Regions from separate parts of the Homo sapiens genome. Here region 1 is linked to region 2. A link is a loop called in an ENCODE intact Hi-C map of the cell type or tissue named here. Cell type or tissue: ascending aorta. All regions are shown on one strand. Links, peaks and the distances in the headings refer to the core of each region. The heading gives the core; the rest is flanking DNA.

The links. Peaks named below come from ENCODE experiments on the same cell type or tissue, not always from the same donor. Only the 100,000 strongest peaks of a DNase experiment are listed, where the experiment ranks them.
Region 1: a loop joins it to region 2, with 2.6 times the contacts of the local background. A loop is called at or near these places in 43 of 110 quality-filtered maps.

The regions. Positions count from the first base shown.
Region 1 is chr4:53,705,324-53,708,131 of GRCh38, forward strand. The region is part of intron 1 of LOC100506444 (a long non-coding RNA gene); the gene reads left to right. Among named protein-coding and RNA genes, the nearest start is that of LNX1-AS2, 110 kb to the left of the region's middle. RefSeq lists an enhancer at 72-151. In ascending aorta, for the core only: a CTCF peak has its summit at 1,286 (motif pointing right); no DNase peak of the experiment used is centred there.
Region 2 is chr4:53,907,183-53,909,990 of GRCh38, forward strand. All of the region lies in intron 1 of LOC124900702 (a long non-coding RNA gene), which reads left to right. Among named protein-coding and RNA genes, the nearest start is that of CHIC2, 160 kb to the right of the region's middle. In ascending aorta, for the core only: a CTCF peak has its summit at 1,630 (motif pointing right); a DNase peak (open chromatin) is centred at 1,629; H3K4me3 peaks cover 934 bases; H3K27ac peaks cover 1,025 bases.

The sequences.
Region 1 (2,808 bases), core at 262-2,761, 200 kb before region 2:
CTGAGCTGGTTGGCCTGCCAGGTGCTGAGGAAGTGTGAGTGCCCACCTGTTCCTGTGCAGAGGGAAGGAGGGTGAATGTCCACAGAGACCTCCAGAAGAGATTGCTGGTGGATGCTTACTTCCTTCTCTTGAGCTTCCTTCTCTGTGAAAAGATCTCCACTAGAGGAAACTGGCCACTGTTTACCTCTTTTACTCATCTCCCCAGGAGATGAGGAATGGCTTATCTGATTGGAGAGTTAGTTCCAGAGAGGGAGCTAGGACAGAGTGGCTCTGGTTTTTCCCTGGTGGAGATCATTTCCTTCTACTGCTCTGTGTCATAAACTTTACAGAGGTTGGCTGTGGCCAGGAAGGTGCTGCTTGTAGCCCAGTGAATGAGTTTAGTTCAAGAGAAGATATTGAAACGTCCACCTAGCTAAGATATTGAAAGCCACATTCTCCAGCCTGACTTTTATCAATATTGTCGATTTGGATCTTCATTTGCCTGATTCCTGTAACAGAGACAAAATGTACTGTTTATTGGACTCCCTCAAACTCCGTCATACATGACACTTATGTGTGTGACAGGGATGGACTCAGCTCTCTGCCTGACTGGGAGTCATCTACATCCCTTGTGCTAAGCTCTGCAGAGAGAGGAGGCACATTTTCAGGGACTTCCCTGCCTCATTCCTTGCTTGAAAGCTTCCTTCTGACCCCACTCTGCAGCAAGAAAGGAAAAAGAACTTCCAGGATGAAAACAGAAAATCTGGATCGTCCCTTTTTCAGAGTCTGTGGCAGTTCTACAAAGGTCCATGAATAGTCTTTGGTCTGAGCCTGGAATGCCCACTGATGTCCCAGATAAGACTCTGCCTGGCTGCCTGCTGTCCTCTAGGGCTGTCTTTATTTTGGAAGGGGCCCTTCTGTCAATGTGTTCTGGCTTGGCTTTCAGGAACACCTTTGCCCTGTTGTTTCTGATGCTTGACTTCCCGTGGACTGAACTTGGGATCGTATTTTTCCCTAGAAGAATATGCTGTAACCGTATTATCCTGTAACCCTTAGAAGGCAGGTCAGGATTACTGCCCCTTTTTTCTCAGAAGACAGATTACTAAGATGCCAAAAGGGACCTAAGGTAGGGAAACACCCAAACAGGATTGGCAAAAACCCAGAGGGCCCCATGTATACATCCCTTAGTATTCTCGCATCAGACAATGCCATTTTCGCCTTCATTCTATCAGCTGGTTCCTCAACAGCTAACTGGGCTGGTTCTTTTCTCCCAAATTGGACACCAAAAGCTTCAGAGTAAGCAATAGCCCAGTAGAGGGAGCTGTGTTAAACAAGATTTCCAAGCTAAAGGGTAAAATACAATCAGCCAAGCAGGTAGCCCTGTGTATAATTCGGAAACTTGTATGTTAATGGATGGTTGCCTATTCGAAAGCTCTGAGCCAGAACACAGCTTTTGCAAGGTGGTGCCTTGCGTTTTGTGGGTTGCTCAGGATCATGCATCTTGCTTCCATCAGCAGAGCATGATCTTGGCTCCACATGGCAATTCCATGGTTAGACAGGTTTGTAGCTTCCACAGGTAGCCTTGGCTCTGGGAGCGGGAGGGAAGTGGGCAGGGTCCTCTGACCTTGCACATACCAGGCAGCGCTCATGCTCACGGTCTCAGGAGATAGATTCTGTGTCACAGAAACCTATAACTTAGGGGAGTTATTAGTGACAAGCTTTGAGGGCTCTGGCTAGGAAGGAGATGCAGTGAAAGGAGAATCTTTCACAAATATTTGGAGCTTCTGTTCACCTAACTCATCTAGCTGCCCGTGGGGTCTCAGACTGGGCTAAGTTCAAATCTAGGGCAGCCCTTGGTACAATTTCATTGAATAAACCTCTGTGATCAAGAGAATTATGAAATGTGGAAAATATCAAGGAAAGCAACATGTACTGTGTGCGTGTGTGTGTGTGTGTGCATGCTTTGGTGTGTGTTTGAGTTTGCCTGAGAACAGGAGTTTCCACAATTAATCTTGGATCATGAAAGATATCTATGGCAGAGATAAGAGAGCTAGCAAACTAGCATCCTTAAGGACTCAGCAGATGCCTACAGGTTAAAAATTCATGCAGACCTGTTGGGAAATAAGAGAGAAATGAGATGGTACGTGAGGTGACTTTACTATGTGCATTTGTTTGCTGGGGCCTGTCGTCACAAAATACCACAGATTGGGAGGCTGAAACAACAGATATTTACTTTCTCACAGTTCTGAAGGCTGGAAGTCCAAGACCAAAGTGCCTGTTGGTTTCTTCTGAGGCCTCTCAGTTGGCTTGTAGATGGCTGACCTCTTGCTGCCTCTTTGAGGTCATCCCTCTGTGCACACCAGCCCTGGCATCTTTCTCTTCTTATAAGGACACAGTCATATTGGATTAATGCCCCACCCTAATGACCTCAGCGTAATCACTTCCTTAGACCTTTTCTCCAAGTATGGTTACATTCTGGAATATGCCGGCTGGGGAGGGGTGGGGTGGGTTGGAACTTCAACACATGAATTTTGGGGGAAACAGATTCAGCCCATAACACTGTGTATGTCTATGGGGACAAAGAATTGTACTGATTAAGGTAAATTATGTTAGTTGTTATAACTGATAAATTCTGAAGTCTTAGAGCATAATACAAACAAAATCTATTTTTCACTCCCATGAAAGTCCATTTCAATCGGCCAGTCTATGGCTGTAGAAAATGCAGTCATTCCCAGACCTACCTGCCATCTTCAACACATGTTGTGTCCATGGATATTTTGAAAGGAGAAGTCAGAAGGAAAGTATGGACAAGGCAAAAGACTCTCAATG
Region 2 (2,808 bases), core at 200-2,699:
TTACTCCTGATAATTTAGAGATCTATCGTTGGTGAGAGGATATCATGAATTATGAGTCCTTGCATTCTTTTTATAAAGGTAATATCCCCGGTTTGATGAGACAGAAATTTGCAATAGCATCTTTGCAGGGCTTTTCAAAGAGTAGTGGGAATGGAAAAGTTCCCTGGGACCCATTTCCTGACTGTTCCATTCGTGCTGATCACGACTTTAACCATGTTTTTCAAGCTGCCAATCAAAGCACACGTTCTATAAAATACAATTCCCTGGTAGGCACAGTGGAGCTAAATATTTGTCCCTAGAACTGTCCTGGGAGAGAAAGGACATAAAGTTGCTGCCACTAGGTTAAAATTTAAGAACAAAATTATAGGAAGCAGACTCCAAACTATTTTCTTAAATTAATTCTTCCTTTTCCAACCAGAACACAATCTCCCCTATTGTCATGTACGCCCTGATGCCTAGTTGGGTACACAGCAAATGTACACACATATCTGATGATTTACTGATGGACTGAATCCTCACAAATATTACATTTAAAGCTTTCAGATCAAATTAAATAATTTGCATTTGGGCAAACAGCCAACAGCACTCTAAACTGTACTCCTAACTAACGTTATTCCCTCCTCTACCTCTTCATCCCTGGTGTTCTCTGCAGACCTTCCAAATACAAACTCACTTTCACAAGAAAAAAAATAACTGCAAAGTATGATTCAGGTCAGCCAAGAAAGGAGGTCATATTAATTTTATTTTTCTTGCTCTGTTTCCCAGGCTGGCATGCAGTGGCATGATCTCGGCTCACCGCAACCTCTGCCTCCCAGGTGCAACTGATTATCCTGCCTCAGCCTCCTGAGTAGCTGGATTACAGGTACCTGCCACTACGACTGGCTAATTTTTGTAGTTTTAGTAAAGATGGGGTTTCACCATGTTGGCCAGGCTGGTCTCAAACTCCTGACCATAGATGATCCACCGCCTTGTCCTCCCAAAGTGCTGGGATTACAGGCATGAGCCACTGCACCCAGCCCATATTAATTTTTAATTTCTGTTTATGCCTATGAAAAATGTATAAGTTGTTCTACAAACAGAAATGCACTTCTCTTGCTAGGGTTGCCTCAATAAATTTAAGCAACGTGGCACTATATTTCCTTTATAAAGCTCCTTCCTACATATCTCACACAACACACAAGAAAGTCATAACCAAATTATTTAAGAAGAATTTCTCAAAACACTAAGACAAAAGCCGTCTCTTCTAAATGAGTAACGTGGAAGGTAATCTTGTTCCCTTACTGCTGACATGTAGCTTTCTGCCTGGGGTTTTATCTTTAACTCCCTGGTAATCCAAACGGAGCAGGAAAACCTCAGACAATAGAGCCTCTTTTTTGCTTTACATCCACTTTTTTGGGGTCGGCACCGAACAACCATCATTAAATGGTTTCTGGCGCAAAGTGGCAGGCTTGGGTAAGCTGAAATGTTTATGACACCAAAATAAAGATGTTCCACACTGCTGAAACCGGGGAGTCACGCAGAGAACAACTGAAATGGAATTACACACCAAGGTTTACTTAACTAGCACGACTTTAACTCGTGTCTGCCTGATACACTTACCAAAGAGAAGTGGCAGAAACCCAGGGTGGACAAAAGAGGGCAGTGTTCACTATGTCTTTCATCTCAGCTCTTCGCTCTTTATCAAATTGCCACTGAGCCAAGAGAAAACTATGTCCAGCATTTCATAACACAGGAAGTGGGGAAGCAGATTAGATATTGGGCTCTGCAGTCACCACAAAATAAGCAGTGTGCTCGTAAAAGTCACTTTTTTCCCTAGACGAAAGCTTAACCATTGGTGAGTTTTGGGGTTTGGTTTCTGTTTTTCAGTATGATCGGCTAAACCTCTCCAGGAAAATAATGGAATATGTAATATTTCTCAAACTATAACAGGTTATAAGGTTTATTTAGTTCAAAGCACTCATTTTTGCAGATGAGGACCAGGTTTCTACATTTGTCAGTGGCTTCTCCTTGTGCTCAGATATCATCAGTATGTGGGGAGGGGAAGACAGACTTCCCTCTTGGAGCTATTTAGAGAATTTTTAGTCATTTCAGAATAGAATCCATGTACGCCCTGTACACAAAAAAATTTAGGTCCCAGAAAGGGAATCTTGTCCCCTGCCCTGGATGTCATCATATTGGGTCGAACTTCATTCACATTCTTTGGGAAAAGCTTATGTGGACATGTCATTGTACCCAATAAAGGATTGCAGCCTCAGCACTCAAAAAGTGCACATTTTGCCCAGGTATCTGTCTATTCTTAGTTATAGATATCTAGTGTCATCTTTTAATAGGGAAAGACTCTTTAATTCTTTTGTAATTCCTGTTGTCCTATACATATTTTTGAGCTCCTGCGATGTATAAGCCTCTGTTGTTAGACATGCAGAAGTGAAAAGGACACAGTTCTAGCCTTTAATAAACTAAGCATCAAATAAGAATCAGATGGCCGGGCGGATCGCTTGAGGTCAGGAGTTCGAGACCAACCTGACCAACATGGAGAAACCCCATCTCTACTAAAAATACAAAATTAGCCGGGCGTGGTGGTACATGCCTGTAATCCCAGCTACTGGGGAGGCTGAGGCGGGAGAATCGCTTGAACCTTGGAGGCGGAGGTTGTGGTGAGCTGAGATCACGCCATTGCACTCCAGCCTGGGCAACAACAGTGAAACTCCGTCTCAGAAAAAAAAAAAAGAATCAGACAAGGCAGAACCAACCTTGTCAGTAACCGTAATACATCAACAACCATAATACAAGGCAGAATGGGGTTGGCTT